Regions from separate parts of the Mus musculus genome. Here all the other regions are linked to region 2. Evidence: chromatin loops called from intact Hi-C (ENCODE). Cell type or tissue: heart. All regions are shown on one strand.

Region 1 (4,000 bases), 71 kb after region 2:
GTACAACAAAGACCTGCTCCAGAGGAAGTCCTTATCCCTAAATCCTGATTGGTGGAAGAACTTGACACAGATGTTTGTGGATTTCAGACTTAAAAAGCTCTGTAGATTCTGGCTCGAGGTTGCAGTCAGCTCCTGAGTCTGGTCTTTGACCCTGATCAGTCAGTCCCAGGACATACGCTCCATAAACTATCCCTGTCTGCCTGAGATCAGTGTTTGGTGGTTTGTCTGGCGACTCCTTGACCCCAACAATATATATCTTAATTTTAAAATAGTGAAACATAATCAGCTTTTTGTTATTATGACAATATGACAAATACCGGAGAAAACATGAACTTAAAGGAGAAAATACTTATTTTGGCTCAGGTTTTTATCCATGGTGAACTGGTTTTGTTAGTGTGTGCTCGGCACAAGGCTGAACATCATGACAGGAAGGGGTAACACACATCTCTCAAAGGTATACTTCCAGGGACCAACTTCCTTTAACAAGCCTCCAAGTCCTCATATTCTACTAGCTTCTAATAGTGACATGGAACAATCAGTCAATATTAAACCGTTCATTAACTCAGAGTCTTCATGATCCAACTTCCTGAAAGCCCAGCTCTGAACACTGCCTATCTTCCTGAGCTTTCTGTGTGTCAAATATACATCCTGTCAATAAGTCCAGCTTTATGACATTAGTGTTCACAGTAGCTAACTAGGTAGTTGTATGATGGACAATCCAGTTTACTTTCTTTTTAAATCCCTTAAATGGGTAACCATAAACAAGCCCCGGGTAGTTTAAAGGTTGGGAGGCATGCAATAGAGTAGTCTTTATATTATGATACTAAAATAGATAAAATAGAAAAAATAAAACGACTAATGCCTCGGGAGCTTTACATTTATTTATAAAAATAGATTGATTAGTTAGTATATCATTTTGACATCCCTTGTCACTTTGGAAATTGCGATTCTGGCATTTCACTACTTAGAAGTCAAGAAGCTGAGATAGATGGGTAAGAGAAAAGATCCAAAGGTACCATTCATGCAGAACGTGGAGGACTCATGCACCCATTAAGTGACACCACAGCTAAGAGTTGGGGCTGGACAGAAGCAGGCTATGATGACCTTCACGATGTTTTCTGGCACGTGGAACCGCCGCATAGATTTGGAAGTTCCTGACTTTGAACCTCTGGCTGTCAGAGAATACAGCGCCACCGGCTACCCCGACCCGCCTGCCCAGCCCCCGTGACTAAGGCAGAGAAGGTTCCAGACTGGGCATCAGAAACCGGGGAAGGATGGGGCAGCACGAGATGCGCGCGGGTACTGTGAGCAGCCTGCACCCCATCCCGGGCACCAGCGGTGCTTCTGGGAAACGTAGTCTTTTGCGGTGTGCGGCGCTGGGGGCTGCCGGATGAGGGACTACGATTCCCTTCGGTCTTGCGCAAGCTTTGTGCATCGCGCTTGCGCGTTGTGGGGGACTATGCCGCTATAAAGGCTTGTTTTGCTCAGGGTCCGATGTTCGCGAGCGTGCCCGGGCTGTTTGCTCTCGTGTGGGGAGGCTGGGGTGCAGGTAGGTGACGGTTCACGCCTTTTTCATGCAGTGTCGGAGGCTGTCACGGGCTCACTTCTTTGGGCTCTCCAAGGCGGGGTGGGCGGTGGGAAGCCTCGGACGGGAGAAACGGGGCCTGTCTCGTTCCGATCTCGCGCGGTCCCCGGCTTGTTGGCGACCTCGCGGGCTGTGCGGAGGTCTAGATGTTAGAAGGCAGGAGGGGAGGTTTGATGGGTGGTCACGGCCGGCTCCACTCTCCGCGCGGCCACCAGGGGGAGCTGCGTTCGCTGTGGGTGGGTCGTGGAGCCTGTGCTCGCAGGCCCGGGGCTGGCATGGGAACGCCCTAGGGCCGGGTGGCGGAGCTGTCCAGAGAGAAGCCCCAACCTCCCTCCGGGACTGGAGGCTGTCAGCCACTTACTACGTAAGTCATTATCTATGTTTTGTTTTGTTTTTTGTTTGTTTGTTTTGCTACTGGTATGTGGAGGTACGTGGCATCAGCACACACAGCGAAGCCGAGGTAGAGATGGGAGCCTAGATCTTCTGTCACCAGTGTCCTTTTCGGTGCTGACACGCAAAGGAGCTAGTGGCTTTGTGTTTATAACACCTGGATTTGGTGTTTTCGTACAGATGTGGGAGTCTCGATGCAGGTGGGCACAGGAATGACCGGGGAAGTCTTGAGTTCCGAAGGGAGAAATGGATGGGTTTTACTGGGGTCTCTGGAGTAAGTGACAGGTGAGGGAGCTTGGAGGCACAGGTGGGCCCTGGGGGAGAGGTGGGGGGGGCGTGATAAGTGGTTCAGCTTCCTTGTAGCTTCCAGTAGCTTCCAGTAGCTGCAGGGCCTGAAGGAGCTTCCTGAGGCGCCTAAAACCTGAGAGATGTTGCGATAACAGAACTTGGAAACACCAACCTGGTTAGTTACAGTTCTCCAGGCCTACACAATGCCCCTCCCCCCTGCAGAATCGTCACATCCACCCCTCTTCACTGGAAAGAGAATTTTAGAGCAAAACCAGGTGGCCCCCAACCCTGTCAGTTTTGAGTCGGGGTACTAATGTGAGAGTCCCCACTTTGTTTATTCTTCTTTCTCCCTTTATAGTGCTGGCTTAAACCAAAATATGCCAGGTTTTCCTAGTCCTGATACACACACCCTTTCCTTTGGATTTGGCAGGGCTGGGGACTGGAAAGAACCTCTGGCCTACATGCTTTTATCACTGAGCCTAAGTTAGCATTAGTTTTATAAAAAGACTTTACATTAGCTGCAAGGGAGTTGTCTAGAAAATGGGAAGTATGAATTGCTCTTTGGGCTGGAGAGGGTCCTGGTGTAGTAATCCTTTCTTAGTTGATTGCTTCATATCCATATTCACCTTAGCCCTACTCTACCGGCTTCTGTGTGTTCTTCTTGTCATATCCCAGACACACAGAAGATGGTGGTCTCCTTGTGTTCAGTGTGAAGAAACAGTAACTTTATGGCTACTCAGGTGTTTGCATACTTTAAGGTGCTGCACCTTTATTTATTTATTTATTGAAAGTGAAGCTATGACATTGGTGAAGATCATGGGGACAACGATTCCCCATACCCCATTCTTATAGAAACTCGCTTTGTCTGGAAGGTTAGGGAAGTTAGAATAGGCCACTGAAGTCCTATCTTATCTCACCATTAGGAAAACAGTTGTTTCTGTCAAAACTGTCTTTGCTACCACAGTCTGTGTGTACACTTTACCGGTTCCGCTTCATAATATATGATTGAACACACACAACTGAGAAAAAACATTGCCTCGTACAGTTCTTCGATAACTTTCCCTGTTGTTCTTGATGTGTTTGGTGTTGTGAATGGGGTCCCTTGGGCTCCTCCCTTTTAAGCTTCCCCAGCCCCCTCTTGCCTATTTTTAAAGTAGCGAGTAATCTTCCTCTTCCAGATGACAATGGCAGATGCCAGATCTGTTTATAGCTTGGCTTTCGGAAGAGCCAGAGCCACAAGCGTTGTTTTTGCTTAGTAAGCTGGTTTTGGTTTTGTTTATAGTGTACACAGTCATTGGGCTAGGTGCTCTTTCTTTCTTCCTTTCTTTCTTTCTTTCTTTCTTTCTTTCTTTCTTTCTTACTTTCTTTCTTTCTTTCTGTCTTAAATAAACAACTTATCTGTATCAACTTCCAGTGCTTGAACCAGAATTCTGATAAGCAAAATGGCCAGTCCAGCCCTCATTGGAGATTTGAGGGTCTTAATTTTTTTTTTAAGATTTATTTATTATATCTAAGTACACTGTAGCTGTCTTAAGACACACCAGAGGAGGGCGTCAGAGCTCATTACGGATGGTTGTGAGCCACCATGTGGTTGCTGGGATTTGAACTCAGGATCTTCGGAAGAGCAGTTGGTGCTCTTAACCACTGAGCCATCTCTCCAGCCCTTTTTTGGTTTTCGAGACAGGGTTTCTCTGTATAGCCCTGGCTGTCCTGGAACTCACTTTGTAGACCAGGCTG
Region 2 (4,000 bases):
GCCCCGCTACCCTCGAGGCCGGCAGACTGCTCGCGAGCCGGGTGCTCACCCGAGGCTGGTCCTTGGAGATGGGGAAGAAGCGGCGGTTGAAGCTATCGGCCACTAGAACTGCCTGGAGGGGCGGCGGCGGCTCCTCCTCCGCACCTTGGGTTCCCCCGCCGCCCGAGCCGCCGCCGCCGCGTTTGCTCGCTCGGCCGGCCGCAGCGCCAGGCACCGCCGCAGTGGCTGCCATCTTGCTTCGCAGCCAGCACGTCCGCCGGGAAGTCACACGGCACGCAGTAGGGGACAAAAAGGACTCACAGTCAAAACGCGAAGGTGTAGTTGCAGGGAGAGAAAGAGGAAGGAATGCGCATGTGTGTACCAGCAGACCCCACCCACCCCGTGCAAGACCAGGGCGTGGCTGACCGCAGTAGGTGCTACTGGGAGGTGTATGCACCCCAGAGGGGTGAGATCCCACCGTTGTCTACTTAGTCAGTGAGTGCTGTTGGATTGGACAAGCTAAGAAGGCAGCGAGCTGGATAGGCTTGTGATCGCTGGGCAGGAGCCTACAGCTCCTCTGCCCAGAGTAGGATAAAATTTGTAGTTCTCAGGGATTGGAGAGATCACTCAACAGTTAAGAGCACTTACTGCTCTTGCAGAGGATCCACGTTCTGCGCCTGGCGCTCACGTGGTAGCAAGCAACTATTCACAATTGCAATTCCAGGGTGTCCGACACACTTTCGACCGGGCACTGGATGCCTGTGGAAAACACTCATCCACATAAATCTAAATATAAAATGAAGCTCCCCACTTGCAGTCTAGTAATCTAAGGGGATCTGGCATCTTTGGGAGGGAAACCACGATCTGCACAAATACTGGACATGGAGGCAGGCTGTAGATTTTTACTGAACACACACCTATTATGGGTGCTCCCTCCCCCCTTGCCAGAAATACGACCTAGAGCGACAGGCATTTCTTAAACCCTCAAATCGGAACCAAGGGAGCACGCCCAACTAGTGAGTGGAAAAACTGCTGCTGGAGCTCATCTGACTCCCATGGTTCTGAAAGAGTAGTAAACTCAGTGCTCCAAGGTATGCTAATCATAAAACAGATAGCGACATTCCTCCACCCACCGGCTTCCTGGGTTCAAAGAGTGTTAATTCAAAGAAAGTCACCCTGACCCACTCTGACCATTGCTGGAACCTGCAATGCAAATGTGCTATCGTTAGGGGCTCTTAGAAACTGTCTTGAGAGTTAACAATTACCAGGTATTCCTTGTGACACCTGTGACTCTGTACTTCCTTGTGACTCTTAACTGGTATTTTTGGTATTTTCCAACAACGCCCTTCCCACCTCCTTGAGTTGTGGTTCCTTCCTTTAAATACCCCCTTATCCAGCTACTCGGGGCGCCACAGTCCTCTACCCCTGCGTGGTGTATGACCGTGGGCCCGAGAGCGCTCTTGAATAAAAATCCTCTTGCAATTTGCAGCAAGACCGTTTCTCGTTGGTGATTTTGGGGTGTCGCCTCTCCTGAGTCAGAACGTGGGGGAGTCCTCACGTTGTGGGTCTTTCAGTTCCACAAGCGTTATCCCAGATGAGGCTGGATCTAAGAGCAGGAGTAAACTGGGTAGGACTGGGGCGTAGTAGCAAGCTTTTCAGGCTAGACTGAAGTGGAGCAGCAGGTTTTGGTAAAAGAAGCCGTGGCCGCAGTTTATAAATCAAGCTTAAGGCGGAGGAAGCAATGGCACGCAGGCTGGGCGTAATTCTGTCAAGCCAAAAATTCCAGTAAGTAATCTGCCCAATCAGCAACAGAACCTCTGCTAATCCCACAGCCCGCAAGTTTCGGCAACTCCCTCTGTTGCTTCCACCCACCTCCCCGCAGATGTTCTCCGGTGGAGTGGTGAGCCTATGTTTCTAGTGTATCGCTACTCGTTAGCTTCCTTGTGGAACCCAGAAACCTGTCATTTCTTCCTTCGCCCAGTTAATGAGGGTGCTATGAGGACAACGTTTGCTTCTGAAAACGTTAGTACAGAGAGGGAAAAGCTTAGTAAAAAATTTCAATTAAATCGAAGTCGGACAGGTCACCTAAGAGCGTATGCTTCCAAAACCGATTGAGACAGGGGGAATCTCAAGTGAGAGCTGTAGCAATGCCTCGTGACAACTGATCAAACAAGTAGGCAAACACGACCAAAATAAAATTAAGTATAAATATACCTTCTGGGGGACTGTTTGCGCTACAGATCTACATGAAGAAGAAAAATGTGCACTTGTGGGAACTTCTCATGCACACAGACTCTTGCTCAAACACGGGATCCCGGAAATGCTGAATGTGGAGTTCAGTGGCTTGAGAAATTGGGTAACACTGCCCTCTACAGATCAGTGTGATGTAGTGAGCCTTCACCAATTCCCAGAGTCTATGTCATAGACTTTATGACAAATGAAGTCTTCTTTTCTTTTTGCCATAAGGTCTCACTACATGTCCCTGCCTGCCCTGGTACTGCTCACTGTATATACCAGGCTGGCCTCCAACTTGTAGAGACCCACCCGACTCTGCCTCTCGAGTGCTGGGACTAAAGACGTGGATCATCATGCCCAGCCTATGAAGTCATTTTTTTACGTGGAGGTTTTCTGGACTGTGGGGTAGGAAACATCTGTAATGTATATGGAGGTCAGAGGCCCTGTAGTAAAGGAGTCTTTTTTCCTATTCTGAGATTCAGACTCAAAGACAAGTTGAGTTTCTTGAAGAGATTAGAACACAAGGTTTCTGAGACAGCATTGCCCAGAGAAAGAAATGATGATCCTGTGAGCCAGCCCAAGGTCTCCAGCCCACAGCGGTCAGAAGTTACTGGTATAGTGTGAAGTTGTTCCTGGCTAGCTGATTACCCAACTGCCCCAAGGAAGGTGTGTTCTTCGAAGGAAAGGAAAGGATGTAGACTGCCCTTGCTTGTTCAGTACTGTCCCAGTTTTATCTTTGAACATCCTGAGTCCTGGACTGAGGAAATCCTGAGTCCTTGGTACACTGAAGTGTTTTGGTCTCCATATAGGTGGCCACTAGGCATCAGTAATTTGGTCTGGGAACTCCTTCCTACACACATAATTAGTAGAAATGACCAGCCCTTCCCAATGCCTGCACAATATGTAGGTCACAGGAAAGCAACACAGTGATGCTTACTGGGAAATGTTGGTGACAGAAAAAAAAAAAAAACCCTTAATATAGCCAGAGATTGTCCTAAGTAAAGCCACCGTGGAAGCCAGCAGGTAACAATGAGGCTACACTAACAACACAGATCTGAGAAGTAAAAGGTTCTTTAGGTCAAGAGGACAGAATCTCTATCCTGGATGGAGGCCTCACATTCCAGGTCAGGAACTTGGCAAGGAACCACCCCTAGGAAGTCTGGGCTCTCTTTAAGCCGCACTAAAGAGTAAAATAATTTCCCCTTGATGAGATGCTGTGTTTTTTCTTCCTCTGATTCTTTTTTTTTTTTTTTTTTTTTTTTTTTTTTTTTTTTGGTTTTTCAAGACAGGGTTTCTCTGTGTAGCCCTGGCTGTCTTGGAACTCACTCTGTAGACCAGGGAGGGTGGCCTCAAACTCAGAAATCCGCCTGCCTCTGCCTCCCGAGTGCTGGGATTAAAGGCGTGCGCCACCACGCTCAGCTTCTTCCCCCGATTCTTAGCTCCAGTTCAGTCCATACAAGTAAACAGCCATGAAGTTCATTGGGTCTGAGTTAGGACTCAGGAAGGTCCTTTTTACTTTCTTTTTCAGATACTGGTCAAAAACAACTAAGGATACTTTCTTTGGTACTCTGGGCTGCTGCTGTTTCTGCCTCCCTCACACCCACCCATTTGGCTGTCTGTTCACCATGGCTCTGACTTGCATGCAGGCTCTAATGTTTTTTCTCCTCACCCCCACCTCCCACCAGCAAGCAGCTAATGGGTTTACAGCCTGCCTGCCCTGGGGTTTTTCTTTTAAACTCTAATTAAATTGTCCTTGAGCTTCTGTTTGAGTCCATTCTTGCTGGTA
Region 3 (4,000 bases), 130 kb before region 2:
ACTGGGAAACTTAAGTGTTCATACTTATACAAAACAAAACAAAAAAGAATCTAACCAACTGAGTGTGGAAGCACAACCATGCAACCCCAGTCACTGGAGGCTGAGCCAGGTGGGCTTACCGAGCTATAGGACAAGTTTCACTTGTATAACTTGTACAAGCCATTCAACAGTTCATTAATCACTACACTAGTGTATCAGAGTCCACTGCTGTGTCTGCGGCTCCAGTGTGATCCTTGGTAAATGGATTCTATCATCAGTGGTAGTTTGATCTTGCTGTTCCCTGCTGGGGAACCATCCCAGAGCCTTATGCATATTATGCAAGCTGCTTTATCATTGAACTTCAGCACTGGTCCTTGGTTGTTTTTGTTGTTGTTGTTGTTTGTTTGTTTTTGTTTTGTTTTGTTTTGTTTTTGAGAAAGGATTTCAATGTAGCCCAGGGTGGCCTTGAACTCACTATGTAGCCCATACTTCCGATCCTTCTTCAGCCTTCTGGGTGCTGGGATTACAGGAGTGTGCCACTATGCCCCAAGTGAGAGGCTGTCAATAAAAACATTTAAAGTGCTATTACAATACTCCAAACTTTATCTCAGCAGAGATGCAGAACATCACACTTTTGCGTAGAAGATAAGAATATAAGGAAAATTTCTCACACATAAGTGGAACTTATGCACATTTAGTATTATAATATCTTTAAAGTTCTGCACTTGGGTCTTTTTTGCTTAACTATGCTCCACTGCAGAGGGAGACACAAATTAGATTGCTTAGGAGGCTCAAGGCTAGCTGGTTTATACAAGTTTCAGACCAGCTTAAGCTACATAATGAGACCGTGTCTCAAACAAAACAAAACAAACAAAACAAAAAAGAATCTACCCAACTGAGTGTGGAAGCACAACCATGCAACCCCAGAACATTGGGGGCTAAGGCAGGAAGGCTTACCTGAGCTATAGGACAAGTTTCAAGCTAGTTGGGTCTACACAGTAAGGCCCTGTCTTTAAAAAATAATAAAATAAAAATGAATTCCAGATTAAATTATTGACTTTATCTCTCTTCTCTTGCTAGAGAGAGATTTGCTTCAGTTCCCACATGCTATCATTCTTGGCAAGAATCCCAGGGTTCTTTCTTCATCGATTTAGGTGAGTGGCTGCTCAGTTCTGAAACAATGCAGCTTAGCTCAGGGCTGTTTCACCCACAAAACTGGCCTTAATGAATAGCTTCTATTTTCTCTGTTTAAACTAGAATCGCAGCTCAGAGAGATCACATGACACACTTATTGGGAAGATGAAGAGTATACTGCTAAGATTTTGGTGGCTTTATTTTTCTAAAGTTATATAAGTAGCAATGATTTTTGTTTGTTTTTGGACAAGGTCTCATTATGTAGCCCTGAACTTACTGTGTAGATGCAGCTGGCCTCAGACTCACAGAGATCAGCCTGACTGATCACAGAGATGAATGGCCAACTCCACCAGGACCAACACAAATGATTTTTAAAAACACGATTATTGGGCCTTCAATTCAAGGTCATTCAGAAAATGGCAGATTCTGGATTGAAAGTCATAGCTGTGCAACTTCCAGGGGAAGGAGGTGTTTTGGACAATCTGATCACCCAGAGTTATTCTGTCCTTCCTTTCAGATGTCAGGGTCAGTCTTTCTCACCCCAGGGCTCAGTTGGGGACCATTCCTCCCAGCCAAAAAGATGGCGTACAGGAGTGTTAGAAGGAACCCCTGTTAGGCTACACCCCAGAGGTAATCTCAATCACTCCTCTTCCCTATCCCACAGGCCCTGTTCAGAGTCCTGACAGCAGAGACCTTTGCATTAAACACCCGAAGGGAGAAAAATCAGCAACCCAGCAATCTCACTAGCGTGATTTGGCGGGACTAAAGGGAAGGTGTCTTGCTTGGAGCATGGGCAAAAGCAATAGCGTCATTATTGTCTTTACCAGCCCGTCACTGTGAGTGAATGTGAGACACACCCTCCCTCCCAAGGCCAGTGATTGCGCCAGAGCCCTCTCGCGCCAGAGAGCGGGTGACGCTGCAGCTGACTGCTAGCAGGGCAGGGGCGGGGTTTGTGGGGGGGCGGGGGGCGCAAGAGGTGAAAGGAAGTGTGCGTGTTCTTTTCAGGGGAGGGAGAGAACTCTACCCCAGGCCCCAGCAACAAGGGCGGGGGACACCCTGTCCCTGCTGATGCTTATTAGCGCGCGCCTCTTGCTCAGGCACTCCGGGCTTCCCTGCGTCATCCGCATCCAGGGCGCCCGCCGCGACGCTGCCATTCATTTCTCCCACACTGCCAGCTAGAGCAAGCCTCCCAGGCTGAGGGAACCGCGTGGAGCGACTGGCGCTTTGAGTCTGGATTTTGGCGCCAACAGCGGTCCTAGGGTTTGTGGGGAGTCTATTCTGGCGCGCGCTGCGGTTGCAGTGTTTAAGATCCTTCCCCTGAAAGGCCGCAACGCAGTCTCGGGGGACAGACCCAGTGGTACTCATACAGGGACCAGGTATGCAGACAGATACAGAAATTCAAAACTAGCACACAGAGACCAAGATCAGATACACAGAGGTAGACTGACAGATGCTCAGACAGTCGAATACAAATTGGCCAACTGATGGAGACCTACGCGCAACCAGGATACAGGAACGCGCCAAGCACGGTGGCACCACCCCCAGGCCCGAGCTCTTCCCGCGCTCCAGTCGGATGGTTCCTTCCCCTCTCTCTACGCGTAGTTGGCCCTTTCCCGGTCGCGTTTCAGAGCCCAGGGCTGTGTTCACAGCCAGCCTGGCCGTCGCCTTCTGGGGCCCCGCCGCGCCCCCAGCTTTTGGCGCTCAGTTCTCTGTTGCTCTCCCCTAACCGCGGGTGCCGTCACTCCCCTTCTCCCCTAAGCACTCGGCTAGCCGCTCCCGCCTAGCTGTCGCCTGCACCGGCCGCTGCGGTTCCCCCGGGCCCACGTGGCGGCCATTCCCGGCCACCTCGCGGGAACCTCCCACGGCCGCGCGTTCCACTCCAGGGATCACCGGACTCCCTCGAACCGCTGGGCCCCGCCTCTTTCCGCTGGCCGGTTCCCGCCCCGCCTCCACCGCGCCCCGCCCGCCGTTCTCTGCCGCAGTCGGGCGCTCATCGTCATTCCGCTCTCGCCGCCGCCGCCGCCCCCGCCCCGCCCCCGCCCGGTCCCCGCCGCTGCCGCCGCCGCCTGCCCAGCGGCCCGGGAGGCGGAGGCGCGGGGGAGGAGGCCCCGCTCGGCTCCGCAGTCCCGGATGCTGTATGACTTCATCCTTCCGCCGGCTCCCCTGCTGAGCTAGGGCCGGTCCGGCAGCTAGCCTCTGCCCGTGCCCCGCCGCAGTCCCTAGCCCGCCCGGTGCCCGCCATGTCCGAGATCCTACCCTACGGTGAGGACAAGATGGGCCGCTTCGGCGCAGACCCCGAAGGTTCCGACCTCTCTTTCAGCTGCCGCCTGCAGGACACCAACTCCTTCTTCGCTGGCAACCAGGCCAAGCGGCCCCCCAAGCTGGGCCAGATCGGCCGAGCCAAGAGAGGTACGCGGCCCGGGCCCGGAGTCGCCGCCTGACCCAGAAACCCTTCGCCTGGCGTCCCCAGGCTGCCGTTCCCCGTCAAGTGGCAGCTGCTCTTGCCGCAGACCAGCGCAGCCAGCTGCGTACCCGCCCGGGGTGGGGAGGGTCCCTGCTGTGGAGTTGTCCCATTCTTTCCCTCTCCCGGGAATACTGTGTCCCGGATTCGAAGCTCTCCACTTCTGGAAAAAGAGCCCCGGCTCCTGGTCAAGGGGGAGGGGCCGCTTAGGGTATTTGGGGCTGCTTGGCACTGGGAACACAAGGTGGTGGGCCAATTCCTTGGGCTGAGATGAGTAGGTGGATGTTACTGGAGGGCACCGAGGCCAGGGGTTCGGTCGTCTTGATTGTTTGTATTGGGAGGGGACTCAGGAAGGCACTATCAAAACAGGGATTCAGGTAGAGGAAAGGGTTACACCAGGTGACAGTTTCATCTGAGCTCAGTTCG
Region 4 (4,000 bases), 280 kb after region 2:
CAAAATAAAAGATGCTCTGTCCTGGTCCAAAATTAAACACACTAGTCTGGTGTGGAGCAGCATTAATGCTGTCACAGCAAATTTTGCTCAGGGGCAAACAAACGTTCCCTATCCATAAATACTGTAGGTGTTGTGAGTCACACGGTCTCTGCAGGAACCAAACTTTTGGGAGTCTGAAAAATACTATGAAGGCAAATGGGAGTGATTGTATGCCAATGAAGCTTTACCTACAAACCCAGGCCCTGAATCAGTCAGCTATACTCTACTTTAAATGAGCATTTAACAAATTATAAATCCACCTGCCAAGATGACGGGATTCCAGAATGCCTCAAGAGCAGCAGCCTGGTACAAATTTAAACCACACTGTTTCCTGCACATGGGAGGTGTGTGTATTCCCAACACAATCCAGGGTGTGACAGCTAACTGAAGGACTGACTGACACAAGAATTACTGATAGTGTTGTATCCACAAAGTAGCAGGCACCGGGGACTATTACACTCGAAGCTTTGACTATATGAGTCCGTCACTGCTAGGTGTCATAGATGACTGTCACTGTACCCACCTTCTACTATCAGGGATTCTTACATTCAGGGATATACTGCTAGCTCAGTGTGCTCCCACTAAAACTCCCTTCTCACAACTATGCTGCCTAAATGGATTGCTAAGTGCTCAAGCTCCAAAATAAGTCCTTAAAGTTTTGTCTCTATTGTTTTCTTAAACCAGCATGCCCCCTTGACCTCCCTACAACTATAGGGTTCTCTACTTTGCAAAAGTCTGGTTTACACAAGCCCATACAAGTTTATATCCATTGACCTCCTTACAGCTCAAGGGTTCTCTACTCTTTAAAAGTCTGGTTTATACAAGTCCTGTCCCTGAGAGCCCTGGACATAAATCCTGGACTGCACTATGCCAGTAATCACTTTTCAGACTACTTGTCTGGTACTTACCGACCACAGTTTGCTATTTATGCAGCTTTCTTGAACCAGGTTATAAACTGAAGGCAAAAATGATGCCTGATAATGCCGGGCAGTGGTGGCGCACGCCTTTAATCCCAGCACTCAGGAGGCAGAGGCAGGCGGATTTCCGAGTTCGAGGCCAGCCTGGTCTACAAAGTGAGTTCCAGGACAGCCAGGACTACACAGAGAAACCCTGTCTCGAAAAACCAAAAAAAAAAAAAAAAAAAAAAGATGCCTGATGCCCCATAATGTCAATTTCCTTTAGACTATGACACTGTGCGTAGTATGTGTTTGTCAAACAGCTGACAGATGCTGAAACTCAAAGCTGAACCTTTGGAACAAAGATACTGTGAGGTCCTACATACCTTTGGCAATTGCTACTGGAGCAGAGCTGGGGGCAGCTTGATTTGGAACACTTATGGGCAGGACAGTAGTAGGTAATTTGCTGGTAGAAAACGACTGAACCACTAAGACACAGAAAGATGAGAGTATAATAGTGACAGAAATTAGTATTTTCCTTAATTTAATCTTCAGCAATTTTATATATGCATATAATATATCCTGGCCACACTCATTCCCCCATGTTCTCTTATGCTACCAGCTTCCCTGTCTCCCAAAAGCTGCTCCCACTGCCCTGTCTTTTTGTTTTTAGACTGACTTTTAACCAGCACTGCACACATGGGCCATGGTGTGGAGCTATCTACTCAACAGTGTTTAGACCACTAAAGATGGCGCCCCTTTCTCTCAGTAACCATCAACTGCCAACAGTGCCCCTGTGGAGGGGCTGGACTTCTAAGGTCATCTCCTATCCAAGACAGAGCTGACAGGCCCAGCCCTGTGCAAGCCCTGGGTAGGTGATCACCAAGGCCACTGCATTCCTGAGTGTAATGGCCATGCTCTGTCCAGAAAACAAAGCTTCACCCTACTCCCACCCTATGGCACTTACATTCTTCCCTGTCTTCCTTGAGACAGAAATTATTTTTATTACAAATAACCCAACTCCATGTTGTCAAGAGCCCATTTTAAGTGTACACCACAATCTTAAGCTGTGCTGCCCACTAGTGGCAGAATAACTGAGTTACAGCCTCCACTATGGACATGAGGGCATGCCAGTAAACTAAGAAAATAAAAATGCAATAAAGCCAACTCACAAACGCTCAAGGTGTTCTTTTTTGACACATCTTTAGAAATGGGCAGACAGAGCCAAGCTACAGTGCTCAGGGGACACAGGTGCTTACCACCATGCATCACAACGGCCTGAGTTAAATCCCTGGGACCTACACTCTAGAAGGAGAACTTAACTCACAAGTTGTCCTCTAAACTCATATGCCTGCATGCACCCACTCATGCACATGAAATGAAACATAAAGGCTAACTGACAAGCTGTACAAAACCAAGAGACATCCTACCCGGTAGGAGGGTTCCCAAGACAGAGCTGCGTCAGTACCAGGGTGGCACGCACCTTTATTCACAGGCATCAAGACAGTCTGCACGCCACCAGAGGTATTGATGCTTAGTGGCTTGAGTTGACTGGGAATTGTCAGGACAGCCTGCTGGGGACTGGACTGAGCGGAATGAACTTTTAGCAACCCTAAAGTGGAAAGACAATGTCAAGTACAGTTAAGGTATTTCCTTCAAGCTCCTGCCCTCTCTGACACTCCCAGTTTCTCCCACAAGCAGTGCCCAGAACAATCACTCTTTAGTAAATAAAAAGTTGGATGCAGGAGGCAATGGATAATGGAGATTTTACAGTAAAACTCTGATATAATAATTTATTTTTCTTCTCTTCTCTTCTCTTCTCTTCTCTTCTCTTCTCTTCTCTTCTCTTCTCTTCTCTTCTCCCCCTCCCTCCCCCCCTTTCTTTTTTTGGTTTTTCAAGACAGGGTTTCTCTGTGAAGCCCCGGCTGTCCTGGAACTCACTCTGTAGACCAGGTTGGCCTCGAACTCAGAAATCCGCCTGCCTCTGCCTCCCGACTGCTGGGATTAAAGGCGTGCGCCACCACACCCGGCTATAATTTATTTTTCTTTTTTCTTTCTTTTTTTTTTTTTTTGGTTTTTCGAGACAGGGTTTCTCTGTATAGTCTTGGCTGTCCTGGAACTCACTTTGTAGACCAGGCTGGCCTCGAACTCAGAAATCCACCTGTCTCTGCCTCCCAAGTGCTGGGATTAAAGGCATGCGCCACCACCGCCCGGCTAATTTATTTTTCAAGTGTCCTTGTCCTAAAACAACAAAAAGCATAACAGGAAGGCAAAGCAGTAACTGCTGCCAAGACACAGGCTTTGGAGTAAGACAATGACCTGGTGTTTGTAGTTTTCAAATTCCTGTTTTTAATGAAAATATTGTATGCTAAGCAGTTGAAAAGCAATAAAACGCCGGGCAGTGGTGGCTCACACCTTTAATCCCAGCACTTGGGAGGCAGAGGCAGGTGGATTTCTGAGTTCGAGGCCAGCCTGGTCTACAGAGTGAGTTCCAGGACAGCCAGGGCTATACAGAGAAACACTGTCTCGGAAAACCAAAAAGGAAAAGAAAAGCCATATAACGGCAAAGGTTCTGATTATACACTAACCAGTGTTTAGTGTCACCCAATGTCCTGCTGATGCTTGCGACCCTCCCTGATTATCTCAACAACGTCTCTGTTTTTTCATTATTTCGGTGTTTATATATAAGAGAATGTATATCATGCAGGCCTGACTTCCTTAACCTTATTGGGGCCTATGCTATAGAAAAAGCTTTTTCTTCTTCTTTTTTTTTGGAGCCAGGATATGGAAGGAAGAGAAAAAGGAAGCACCTCCAAAGGCATGTCTCAATCATGGTGGGGTGGTGCACAGCTTTAATCCCCATACTCAGAAGGCAGAGGCAGGAGACTTGGGCCAACCTGGTCCATATAATGAGTCCATGACTCCACCGAGTAAGGGCACTTGCTGCCAAGCTTGGTGTCTGAGAACCAACTCCTTAGCTGTAGTCTTCACTCCCTTACCCTGACACTGAATGTGCTTTAACAAAGTAGCCATCTGGAAATATATCTGGCTTATTTAATGATATA
Region 5 (4,000 bases), 140 kb before region 2:
CGCCCTGAGAAGAACTCATCTTTGCAACCCACCCACGGGGGAACAAATACCCCAAACAACCCTAGCCCAAAGACACCAGGATCCCTAAGACTTGCCCCCAACACCCCATATCACTGTAGTAGTCACTGGGAATTCTAGAATGGGCCCCTACCTTGGTCATCAAAGGCATGTGTCAACTCATGGCCCATCACTACGCCGATGCCACCAAAGTTCAAGGCCCTGGTAGAGGAGGAATGCTGAATAAGGTCACAGCAGGGACATTTCCTGATTCCCCTCCAGGTCTTCTCCCAGTTCACCCACATGACCCCAGAACCCAGACCCTCCTGCCTCAGACACACTTTGGATGGTTGTGAGCATAGAAGGGGGCCTGCAAGATGCCAGCAGGGAAGACGATTTCATTCTTGGTTGGAAGGTAGTAAGCGTTCACGGTCTGAGGTGTCATGCTCCACCTGAGGGAGGAAGAACGAGGCTGACGGGCCTCACTCTCCTTATGCTTCCCAGCCTGACAGCCAAGGCCTGCCCTGCCTGTCTCCTTCAAGGGCCTTGAACCACTCCTCGTTTCCATCCCCCAAAGCCCTGGTCTACCTCTCTGGCTGCCCCACGTCTGCCCGCTCATTCTCACTGGTCTCGGCTGGGAGGTTTGCGGAGCTGGTCAGCCATCACCTTAGCTGAGAAGTTGTACAGATTCAACATGTTTTGGAAAAAAGAATCTTCAGAGACTTCATACTATGGGAATAGTGGAAGGGAGAAAGCAAGTGAGAACGTGTTGGAGAATCCCAGCAGGAGCTTTCGAAGCAAGCCTCTGTCTCCTCTACTGTAAGATGGCTGTCGACAGCTAATTGACAGTATTTTAAAGGTACTTAAGTTTCAAGGGCTGTTTTGTTGTTGCTTTTGTTTTGTTTTGAGACAGTCTCACTCTGCATCCCTGGCTAGCCTGGAGCTTACTATGTAGACAAGACCTTGAACTAAGAGTTCTGCTTCCTGAGTGCTGGGATTAAAATCATGAGCCACCACATTCAACGTTTTTTTTTTTTTTTAAACTTACATTCTTTTGTTCTTACAACCCTGTAAGCTGAGTCCCTTTTATTTGTTTGCTTTGTTTTTGTGTATTCTCGCTGCCCTGGAACTTCCTCTGTAGACCAGGTTGGCCATAAAATTGAAGATCCATCTGCCTCTACTTCCCAAGTGCTGGGATTAAGGGCTTGCACCATTACAGCCCAGCAAGGTGAGTATTACTAAAGTCCCATTTTACAGATGAAACTGAGGCCCAAGTTATATGTCCTGTCCAATCTTACACAGAAGTAGGAACATGGTCAACTCAGGAAGCACTCCAAATTCCAACCTTCATTAATGCTATATTTTATTGTCAACTGGCCCATACCTGGCACAGAGATTATACTTAGACAACTTAATTACTTGTATCTGCCTTCTGTCCTCAGTGCCTGAACTTCTACTGCTGAGGCCGGGTACAATGCCAGAGCCGCAGGATCTGAAGGTTAGTATGTGAGCAGAGGTACTCACCCCATCATAAACATCATCCAGCTCTTTGGGCTCCAGGATGAAATCAGGGAAACCAATCATATCATAGATGGCATCTGCCTACAGAGACCAAGGTAAGGATTTCCCTCCTAGATCCCAGCAAAACTCAATGGGCTGTCGCCGCCTCAAGATGGCGCCCCCGACACAGCCATGGCTTACTTTCTCCTTGGCTGCCAGCCGGGTCTTCTCATCCATCCAAACCAAGTCTCCCAGGGTCTCCTCAAAAGCAGAGCGGATTTCATTGATCATCCCCTCGGCCTGCGGGAGAGGGGAGGGTCACAAGTCAGCTTCCCCTGCACTGACTGCCTCTTTGCCCTCCACTGGCCCTTGGGTTCCATCCTGGTCTATCCAGGATGTCATGGATTATGAAGAGTCCTGAAGAAAGGCTGCCCAGCAGGGAGGGTGGGACCACCACAGGGGACATTATTGTCATTGTGGGTGGCATTTTTCCAAGTAACTAAGTAAACATTTAAATTGGCAGTTGGGTGAATTAATATACTTTCATTATCTACATTGTTCTTTATCTGGTTAGATAGGAGACAAATGAACAGATTTTGTACAGTTGAAAACTGAGGAAAACTTATCACTGATAATCTCATCACACAGCTATCTTCTTTTAACAGTCTGACTATTTCTAGTGTTTTTCCTACCCCAGAAATTCAGACAGAATATGGAACTGTGTTATGCAATGTGTATATAGTTTTGCAATCTGCTTTCGTTCTGCTTTAAAATGTTTCAGTAGGCCAGGTATGAGAGGCAGGGGCAGAAGAAGGGGCATCACAACTTTGAGGCCAACATGGTCTACAACAGCAAGTACCAGGCCAACCTCATCTCAGGGTTGGGTTTCTTGCTTGGGGGTAACAAACTTGTCAGGCATGTTAAAGGGCTCCAGATGCAATACTGGCATTACCAGTCTCTCTTTTAATCAAAAAATTAAAGCCAGACATAGTTGTTTAATCTAAAAAATAAATTCTAGGTATCAGAAGGCTGAGGCAAGTTCTAGCCTGGAATTCATAGTAAATTCCAGGCCAACTGAACCATCTAAAAAATGTGAGACTGTTAATTTTTTTTAAATAAATAACTAATTTATCTTCAACTTAAATGTGGTATCATAATCCATCCTATTATTTATTTTTCCTTTACTGCATAATTGGACATCTCAGGTCTCCCATAAATATCTAATATTTAATATTATTATCACCTATTATTATCTCTTAAGTATTATTTTTGGTTTGGTTTGCTTTTATTTTTTATTTTTTTAAGGATTTATTTATTATTATATGTAAGTACACTGTAGCTGTCTTTAGACCAGAAGAGGGAGTCAGATCTCATTACAGATGGTTGTGAGCCACCATGTGGTTGCTGGGATTTGAACTCAGGACCTTCGGAAGAGCAGTCAGTGCTCTTAACTGCTGAGCCATCTCTCCAGCCCCCTTGCTTTTATTTCTGTTTGCTTGTTTGTTTTTCGAGGTAGGGTTTCCCTATGTAGCCCTGGCTGTCCTAGACTTGCTTTGTAGACCAGGCCGGCCTCGAACTCACAGGGATTTGCCTGCCTCTGCCTCCCAAGTGCTGGGACTAAAGACACATGCCACCACACCTGGAAAGTTTTGATAATTACATAGGTAACATAAACCTAGTATAAGACTTTGTAAATTACAGAAAAATGCAAGGAACCCCACACCTCATAGTCCCACCCCCCAATGTGCTGCTTAGTGAAATCCCTTCCCAATTTTCCTATGCATACACATAAATGACCAGCAGGTTTTTAAACAAATCAAAGGGTAGTTTTAGAAACATGAAGACTCACGATTTCCTTGCTTTGTCGGTCAAATGTGGCTTTCACAAAGAGTGAACCCAGAGCAAAGCCAAGGGCATCATCTGTATTGGAGATGCAGGTCTGCCACCTCGGAGTGCAGGACTGAAAAGGAAGAAGGAGCGGGGTCCCAGAGATAGCAAGGACCTCTAGTCCGAAGGCCTCTCTTCCTGTCCCACAGAGCTGGACAACAGCTTGACTTGGGTTTTAGGAGCCATTTCGGCTTCAGACTCCAGAGATATGTAAGGCAATATCTCAAACTGCACTGGACCCAGAAGCACAGCTTCAATAGAGAGATAGGTGAGCTACCCACTCCATTCTCTGTTCCCACTCCTGTTATTGCCCTAATAGCCCTCCTTGACTTCAGAAGTTTCCATGATGATGATGATGATATGATGATGAATACTTATTGGGGAGGGGGCACTTGGAAGTCAACCTAAAGGAGCAGCCACGTGGGACTTGAGGCTTGAACTTGGGTCATCAGGCTTGGTGTCAAGCGCCTTGGATGTTCTGAGCCATCTTGCTGGTCCAAGATTAAATGTTTCTTTGCTCAGTTCTACAGTTCAGACTTCTATGCAATCAGTTCACTCTACCTGAAACCCCAGGATCACCCCAGCTTCCTCCATTACCTTCCTTCTGATTCAGTCC
Region 6 (4,000 bases), 700 kb before region 2:
TCCCCTATGTCATGTTTTACACAGGATATGGTGCACTATCAACAGCAGCACAGTCACCTCCATCTGGACCTTGCTGAGCCTGGGATTACCCAAAACAGAGCCCACACGTGATTCCCTGTGCCACCGTTCTCCAGCGTTTTTGTTTGTTTGTTTGTTTTTGTTTTGTTTTATTTTGTTTTGTAACCACAAGGAGCTATTAAGCAGTGTAAAGGGTTTGGCTTGTCTACGTGATCTGTCAGTATTGAGAGAGTGTGGACCAGCAGAATTGACATGCTGCTGACATGAGAGTAAATTGCAAACCCAGAGAGAACTCCTGGATGTGTACCTGTGTGAAGCTCTTGCATGGCCCAGGGTGCTTGCCTATGTAGCGGCGTTATCGGCAAACGAAGTCCTGCCAGCCACTTGAAGGTCCTTAAACAGGTCACGGCTTCAGAAAAACCATCAACGAGCTGGAGGCTTAGCTCAGAAGTTGAGCAGGTACCCAAAGCATCACAAAGTGAAGATAACAGCAAACACTGACAACCCTCAAGTGGGTCAACTTACGCCGAGAACACTTCAGAGAAAAGAGGACTTTGCCGGAGGATTTCCGTTGGGCAATAGTATCTGTGGAAGGTCCAGAAGCACGCTGGGTTGCAGCAGTAACAGTAAACGTGTCTGCAGTAACAAACTGGATTCATAGCCGTGGCTGTGGGGAGACAGGAAAGGTGCGGGGACCAATAGAAAGAACACAGTGACTTGTCAGGAGTATTTTCTGTCTTAGCTGGTGGTGGTTTGTCTTGAGTATTCCAGGAGACAGTTCTGCTTTCTAACTCCAGTCCTGTACTTGGCTTCCAGGGGCTTTAGGCATGCTCACTTAAGAGTTTCCTTCTCGGGCTGGTGAGATGGCTCAGTGGGTAAGAGCACCCGACTGTTCTTCCGAAGGTCCAGAGTTCAAATCCCAGCAACCACATGGTGGCTCACAACCATCCGTAACGAGATCTGACTCCCTCTTCTGGAGTGTCTGAAGACAGCTACAGTGAACTTATATATAATAAATAAATTAAAAAAAAAAAAAAGAGTTTCCTTCTCTGTAATGGGGGTTCCCATAGTACCCACCTCAACAGTGGCCATGACCCTTACTTTGCTCCCTAGAAGAAAGTGTGATCTTGCCTCTTTCCATAATAAACCCTGACAGCAGCAGCAGGACTTAGGAGGTTGGTTCCAGGTCTGCATGGCATGTCTGGGGTGAGCTGGTGCACATTTACACATTCACAAAGACAGCCCTGTTTTTTCTTGGTATTACCTGGTAGGAGCAGAGCTGAGGATGCCCCCCCCTCCTCCTCCCCTTCACCTCATGTATCTCCTGCCTCTGCCCACTCACAGGACCAACAGGTAGATGACATTCATGGTCACTCAGCTGTTGAGGGATAAAAGTGAGGGAATTGTGATCCAGGGGTCTCAAGAATAACACACTTCCAAATTAAGCTAGGTGTCCATAACCTTAGTCATATTCCATTTAGAAATCTCATGCAAATCACTGAAGACTGTCTTCACTCACAGGAACTCTGGCCTCTGGCTCCATGGGCATGGCAACTTTCCTGGGTGTGGGGTGCTAGGCTGGGCTCTACACTCCCGTCCCTGCTGAGGTTTTCATGGGGGTACACATGATGCGTTCAGGTGCCTATAGAGCCCTAAAGAGTCAGTTGTAGCTGCCCAACAAGAGTGGTCAGAACTGTACTTTGATCTCCTGCATGAGCAGTGTGAGCCATCCCCCAGCTCCCACCCTTTTCTTTCATATTTTACTGCATTTTTTTTCAACAAACCGCTTCTAAAAATATCTGACCATGTAAATATTTATTTCTTCCTTTTCTTTCTACAGAGATGAGGTTGAAGCATTTCTTCTGCCAAGAGAATGACAAGTCTGCTTCCCCCACATCAGCCCTCCACATAGCTTCTTGCAGGCTCGGGTCTATTGAGTCCCACTAGTTGCCAGGAGAGGAAGGACTAACCGCTGGTGGGTAGAACTGTTTGGATTCAAAGCCACTAGAAGCCATGAGAAATTCAGAGAAAATTCACTAGAGGGCACTAGAACACTGCTGCAAGGAAACTGTTCCTGCTGCTCTTAGCCTCACTGCTTTTTTTCTTCTTCTCTCAGTCCTTGCAGAGCGAGCTCCACCTTCAGTGAGCATAAAGCTGTAAGCTACTGTTAACACACAAAGGTCAGGGCATGGGTACTGTCCACGGGAAGTTGAAAGGGGGGTTGAGAATTCAGAGAGGCAGCCCAGGAGGCTTGCTCTTTCCTGTTCCTGTACATTTGTGCACATACCACACTTATGCACATGTGTGCACCATATAAACTACATGCACACATCGAGTGAACAATATATACTGTATTATTTTCTTTCGTAGATGTGACCCACAGAGGAAACTCTTATTTTGGCTCTGTTTGAGTAGTGCAGTCCGTGATGGCAGCAAAGACACAGCTGAGGAAGTGTGAGACACCTGTTCACATCACATCTGCAGTCAGGAAGCAGAGAAAGATGCTCAGCTTCCCCTGCCCCTTTTAAAAAAAACCCAATTATTTATTTTATGTATATGAGTACACTACAGCTGTCTTCAGACACACCAGAAGAGGGTATCAGATCCCATTACAGATGGTTGTGAGCCACCATGTGGTTGCTGGGAATTGAACTCAGGGCCTCTGGAAGAGCAGTCAGTGCTCTTAACCACTGAGCCATCTCTCTCCAGCCCCTCTTTCCCCTTTTTATTTGGTCTGGGACCATTGTCCATTTGATGGTGCTACCCACAACCAGTGTGTTTCCTCCTCACTTAAACCTCTCTAGAAACACCCTCACAAATCTCAAAATGTGTCTCCTAGGTGATTCCAAACGTAATCAAGCTTTTCCAAATAAACAGTGCGTGCATACCCTGCGCATGCACCACACCCCCAACTCCTTGTAGAGCAGACTCAGAAGAAGGCGGAACCAGTAGCAGCGAGTTTACAACTTGAGAGAACAACCCTCACGGCCCCAGACAATCCACGGAGCATTAGAACCGCTGTAAAAGAACCCCCATTAAAATGCACACGTGTTAACCACATGCTCCCCCGAGGGCTACATGCATTCGTCTATACCCACTGGCACATTAGCAGATTTACTCGGTGCTGAGACTGGAGTCCGGGAGCTTTTGTTAGAGGGTCAGAGGCGAGAAGAATGAGCATGGCTCTGGAGACGGCCCTGTGACTGCTCACCACTGCACTGTGGGCTAATTATTGTCCCAGCTTCTTAAGGGAGGACAATAAGCCTCACAGGTGGAAAGTGCGTTGTCTAGGCTCAAATAGTAGTAGGCAGAGGAGCTGGAATTCCGATTCTGCCCTGAAGAAACTTGCCATTGAGCAGATATGGGGGAAAAAAAGGCCCAAAATAAGCCAGGTGTGATAACCCAGACCTGCAATCTCAACACCTGAAAGGCAGAGACAGGAGGGTCACAACAAGTCTAAGGTGAGTTCCAGGCCATCCAGCCGATCCTGGCTCAAAACAAAACAACCCTCAAATAAAGGTGATAAAATGTAAAAATAAAAAGGTTAAATGGCATGAGGATCCAGCAGAGAGCAGCTCCATTTTCTTTTTTCTTTTTTTTTTTCTCTCTTTCTCCATCTGCATTCACAAGAGCTTTGCTGTCTGGACTGCCCTCTCTTAGGGTCTCCAAACAGCTCTGTTAGCTGAACCTAGACCCAACAGACACTAGAGCACTGAGGTGCTCAATGGTGGGCAAAGATGTCTGCAGAGGGTAAGCTCTAGGGGAGCCTCACACTGAGACCCACCCCTACCCAGCAAGCAAGCCATCTATGGAGGAGACCTGTGTGTCAAAAATAAAGCAAGCTGCCAACAAGGTTGCTTAGCAGCTGCTGATATCAACATGGATGGCTTGAGTTCAGTACCCAGGAGCCACATGATAGAAGAAAACTGCCCCAGCAGTTTGCCCTCTGACCTCCACACATGTCATGGAACATGTATGCCCC
Region 7 (4,000 bases), 270 kb before region 2:
GACGCATCAATAGAGGACTAATACCCAAAATATATCAAGAACTTAAAAATAAACATGAAGAAAACAAATCACCCAATTTAAAAATGGGGTACAGATTTAGAATTCTAAAAGAAGAATGTAAATGGCTGAGAGCACTTAAGGAAATGCTCAACACCTGGGCAGTGGTGGCAAGTGCCTTCAATCTCTGCAAAGGCAAGGGAAACTTTGCAAATACAAGACTAGCCTGATCTGCAGAGTGAGTCCCAGGATAGCCGGGGTTACAAAAAGAAAACCTGTTGAGAGAGAGAGAGAGAGAGAGAGAGAGAGAGAGAGAGAGAGAGAGAGAGAGAGAGAGAGAGAGAGAGAGAAAAGAAACAAAATATACATATATACAAATGTTCCAACATATATGTATGTGTGTATATATGTATATACATATGTTCATTCTATAAGTTCTGTTCCTCTAGAGAACCCTGATAATATAAGTAAGTATTAAAATTTGTAAAGAAAACCATTAGGTCTTCCACTAAATTGGAAAACCTAAAATCTAAAAAAAAAAAAAAAAAAGAGCTACATAAGACCTACCAAAACTAAACCAAGATGATAAAAATAATTTACAGAGTTCTGAGTCATGTTGAGGGAATGGAGAGATTCTCGATGGTTAACAGTGCATACTGCTCTTGGAGAGAACCCCAAGTTCAGTTTCCAGTACTCACAGCTCACATAATTCCAGCTCAAGGGGATCCAATGCCCTCTTCTGGCTTCAGAGAGCACCTGCACTCACCATGTATACACACATATACACATAATTAAAAATAAAATCTTTGCAGGTAAAAAAAAAAAAAAGGCCAGTGGTATTGATGTAGCAATTAAAAACCTCCCATACCCAATATATATATATATATATATATATATATATATATATATATATATATATATATATATATATATATATCCAGATGAATTCACTAATGAATTTTACTAGACCTTCAAATAAAAGCTAAAACCTCTGGGCAGTGGTAGCATAGGCCTTTATTCCCAGTCTTCAGGAGGCAGAGACAGGCAGATCTCTATGAGTTCAAGGCCAGCCTGGTCTACAAAGTGAATTTCAAGACATCCTGGGCTACACAGAGAAACCCTGTCTCAAAACAAACAAACAAAAAGGCTAAAACCAATGCTTCTCTATTCCACAACATAAAAAAGTAATAACATTAGCATTATCAAACTCCTTTCACAAAGCTGGTGACAGAGAGACAGAGACACAGAGAGATAACAGATCAGCTTTTCTGATGAACATAGACACATATGAGTACGTCCTCCTCACCCTAACTCAACGCTGCTATGGTCCCAGTGTGTCCACTCGTGTCTCTGGAGTCCTGTCCTCTTCCCTGACTTTCTGTATGCACTGCAGCTCACAGGACCTGCACCACTTGATGCTCCACATGCTCCTATACCCCGCATCTGCCTCCCTGCCCTCCTTGGGTCAGACAGCAATCCTGCACCTTTGCCTGTCCAACTCGGGTGCTCTTCAACGGTGCCAACATCCTGACGTCCTAGGGTCCCACTGTGCAGGTCCTGCAACCTGGTAGCCAAAGATAGCACCACCGCTAAGTACTTTGTGCGCAGCCGCTCTGACAGCCTGAGCAAGGATTCTGGGTGCAGTCACTGGCCAAAGAGGATGGGACAGCCTGGGCCAACCTGGAGACAGTGCAGTCGGAGCTGTCCAGCACGGAAGAGCTGCGATGTGGGCTGAGATCTCTATCTGTATTGAGGCCAATGAGGTTCTAGTGTCTTTGAGTGGGCGCTGTGTGCCTGTGCCACAGGGAAAAATGAGGCTGGCCTATGGAAGTGTGTTGATTGTTCGTTGCTAGTGAAGCCGCCACCAGGGGGCAGCAGCCCTAGAGCTCCTGGTTTGAGACCCTAAACTTGGAATACTACAGAGCAGTATTAACAACAGCATGGTGCTGGTATAAAATACACACAGATCAGCAGAATAAAATAGAGAAGTCGAATACAAGGCCACACAAATACAGACACCTGGTTTTTGACAAAGATGCCAAAAGACACATTGGAGAAAGACAGCATCACCAACAAATGATGCTGGGAAAACTGGATATGTAGAAAAATAAAATTGGATTTATGTCTCATCCTTTTCCAGAGGAACAGGTACCCCAACACACACCTGAAACTACTGGAGGAAAAAGTAGGAATAACTTTATAACACAGGTATAGGGGGGTGTTCTGAAAAGGAGTCTGATTGCATAGTCAGCACATGGGGTATCATTAAGTTACAGAGCTTTTGTACGAGAAAAGCAATGGTCACTTGAGTGGAAAGGCACCTTACAGAATGGGAGAAGTACCTGTTGGAGCATTGGGATCTAGAAAGAATTCAAGAAGCTAAACAGAAAGAAAACAACCCAGTCTAAAAATGAGCTACAAAACTAAACAGAGTTCCCAAAAGGAAAAATACAAATGGCTAGTAACTTGAAAGTGTTCAGTTTGAGAGGTTGCAGATGGTGCAGCAGCTAAGAGCACTTACTGCAGAGGACCCAAGTTGTAATTCCCAGCACTCACATTAGCTGGGCATGCAACCGCCAGTAACTCCAGCTACAGAGGATCCAGCACCTCTGGGCGCCTCAGGCACAGGCATTCACATGGACTTACCCACACACAGATACACAGGCACACAAATAACTATAAACAAAATGAATCTTTCAAAATTATGCCAAGTATGTTGGTGTGGTCCTTTAGTTCCACCACTAGAGAGTCAAAGGTAGACAGATCTCTTTGAGCTCCTGACCAGCCTAGTCTAAACAGTCAATTCCAGGCCAGCCAGGGCTGCATGGTGAAACTCTATCTCAGACAGACGACATGTAAACAGACAGAAAGACACTGGAGATGTGGAAAAACACCTGAGTGCTTGCTGTTTTTCCAGAGGATCTGAGATGCTCAGTTCCCGGTACCTGCTATGCAGTTCACCTGTAACTCCAGCTCCAGGGCATCGTTCAGGGGTCTCTGCAACCTTAACAGGCTGCAGAGAGAGAGGAAAGCCACAGAAGGAAGGAATACACTTCAGCTCAGCTCAGTAGCCAGTGCTAGATCAAACTTCAGAAGTCTAACTCCAAGGAGGTTATTTTAGACATATTTAAGCACAGCAAAATTTAGTGAAAACTAAATGTATGATAATTGACACAGCCCCGCATGTACCACAAAGCATGCTTAAATCTCCTTGAGGGACAAAGTAAGCCAAACACAGATCAGACGTGACTACAGCGAAGCTATTGGTAAAGTCCATAAAGATTGGTCTTGGGGCTGGTGAGATGGCTCAGTGGGTAAGAGCACCCGACTGCTCTTCCGAAGGTCCAGAGTTCAAATCCCAGCAACCACATGGTGGCTCACAACCATCTGTAACAAGATCTGACTCCCTCTTCTGGAGTGTCTGAGGACAGCTACAGTGTACTTACATATAATAAATAAATAAATCTTAAAAAAAAAAAAAAAAAAAGATTGGTCTTGTAGATTGACTAGAAAAAACAAACTTATGATAAGGGTCTGGGAAGGATCTGGTACCGGAAATGTCTCTAACCACACAGTACAAAGGTCACCAGACTAGAAAGCACATCCACTCCCATCCTTCTGGGTGGAAAACAGGTATTGTATTCCTTCCCTGAAAGGAACAATCTGGTGTGTTTAACGTTCCAGATTCCTGTAGTGTTTATCTGTGAGCAAAGAGACCTCTGTGCCTCCTACCTTTTTTATCTCCCCTCCGTGTTTGTTTGTTTGTTTTTTTTAACAAGAAGATTGTGGCTGGAATAGAGGTCAAGATTGAATACATTGCCTGCATAGCTAGCCTCACGATTAGAGGCAAGTATCACAGAATTGAGACTAGCTACCAGGGGACCAAAGAAAGAGGAAAGCTGTCTTAACCACATTAGCCATTCAAAGTCACCTGAGAGGTTTTTCTCTCTTTATACAGCTCAGTTTGACCATATGCAATATTATAGAAATCTAACACATTAAA

What was found. Peaks named below come from ENCODE experiments on the same cell type or tissue, not always from the same donor. Only the 100,000 strongest peaks of a DNase experiment are listed, where the experiment ranks them.
Region 1: a loop joins it to region 2, with 2.1 times the contacts of the local background. A loop is called at or near these places in 3 of 42 quality-filtered maps.
Region 3: it touches region 2 in a loop (2.3-fold over the local background); 9 of 42 quality-filtered maps call a loop at or near these places.
Region 4: it touches region 2 in a loop (2.3-fold over the local background); 12 of 42 quality-filtered maps call a loop at or near these places.
Region 5: it touches region 2 in a loop (6-fold over the local background); 30 of 42 quality-filtered maps call a loop at or near these places.
Region 6: a loop joins it to region 2, with 5 times the contacts of the local background. A loop is called at or near these places in 4 of 42 quality-filtered maps.
Region 7: a loop joins it to region 2, with 9 times the contacts of the local background. A loop is called at or near these places in 11 of 42 quality-filtered maps.

Annotation. Positions count from the first base shown.
Region 1 is chr16:20,423,797-20,427,796 of GRCm38, reverse strand. It overlaps Abcc5 (ATP-binding cassette, sub-family C (CFTR/MRP), member 5), which reads left to right and starts at 1,403. Exons shown (of 30, transcript NM_013790.2): 1 at 1,403-1,549. In heart, CTCF peaks have their summits at 1,584 and 1,793 (motif pointing right); DNase peaks (open chromatin) are centred at 1,386, 1,786, 2,346 and 3,416; H3K4me3 peaks cover 3,028 bases; H3K27ac peaks cover 1,978 bases.
Region 2 is chr16:20,495,146-20,499,145 of GRCm38, reverse strand. Eif2b5 (eukaryotic translation initiation factor 2B, subunit 5 epsilon) reads right to left here and starts at 329. Exons shown (of 16, transcript NM_172265.2): 1 at 50-329. The coding sequence starts at 232. In heart, CTCF peaks have their summits at 262 and 2,353 (motif pointing left); DNase peaks (open chromatin) are centred at 355, 995, 1,755 and 2,345; H3K4me3 peaks cover 2,073 bases; H3K27ac peaks cover 1,562 bases.
Region 3 is chr16:20,620,548-20,624,547 of GRCm38, reverse strand. All of the region lies in intron 2 of Eef1akmt4-ece2 (Eef1akmt4-Ece2 readthrough), which reads right to left. Camk2n2 (calcium/calmodulin-dependent protein kinase II inhibitor 2) reads left to right here and starts at 3,270. Exons shown (of 2, transcript NM_028420.2): 1 at 3,270-3,522. The coding sequence starts at 3,354. In heart, no CTCF peak of the experiment used is centred here; DNase peaks (open chromatin) are centred at 2,087, 2,707, 3,067 and 3,167; H3K4me3 peaks cover 2,482 bases; H3K27ac peaks cover 1,987 bases; H3K27me3 peaks cover 2,849 bases.
Region 4 is chr16:20,211,814-20,215,813 of GRCm38, reverse strand. Yeats2 (YEATS domain containing 2) reads right to left here. Exons shown (of 31, transcript NM_001145930.1): 22 at 2,419-2,547; 23 at 1,322-1,423. Among named protein-coding and RNA genes, the nearest start is that of Gm41431, 23 kb to the left of the region's middle. In heart, a CTCF peak has its summit at 2,023 (motif pointing left); no DNase peak of the experiment used is centred here.
Region 5 is chr16:20,640,072-20,644,071 of GRCm38, reverse strand. It overlaps Eef1akmt4-ece2 (Eef1akmt4-Ece2 readthrough), which reads right to left. Exons shown (of 20, transcript NM_177941.1): 12 at 3,347-3,457; 13 at 1,699-1,797; 14 at 1,522-1,599; 15 at 623-726; 16 at 339-449; 17 at 152-219; 18 at 1-4. It overlaps Ece2 (endothelin converting enzyme 2), which reads right to left. Exons shown (of 19, transcript NM_139293.2): 11 at 3,347-3,457; 12 at 1,699-1,797; 13 at 1,522-1,599; 14 at 623-726; 15 at 339-449; 16 at 152-219; 17 at 1-4. Among named protein-coding and RNA genes, the nearest start is that of Psmd2, 9.6 kb to the left of the region's middle. In heart, a CTCF peak has its summit at 1,668 (motif pointing right); a DNase peak (open chromatin) is centred at 1,681.
Region 6 is chr16:21,190,844-21,194,843 of GRCm38, reverse strand. No RefSeq gene overlaps it. Among named protein-coding and RNA genes, the nearest start is that of Ephb3, 12 kb to the left of the region's middle. In heart, a CTCF peak has its summit at 2,057 (motif pointing right); no DNase peak of the experiment used is centred here.
Region 7 is chr16:20,763,226-20,767,225 of GRCm38, reverse strand. No RefSeq gene overlaps it. Among named protein-coding and RNA genes, the nearest start is that of Gm22741, 20 kb to the right of the region's middle. In heart, a CTCF peak has its summit at 1,865 (motif pointing right); no DNase peak of the experiment used is centred here.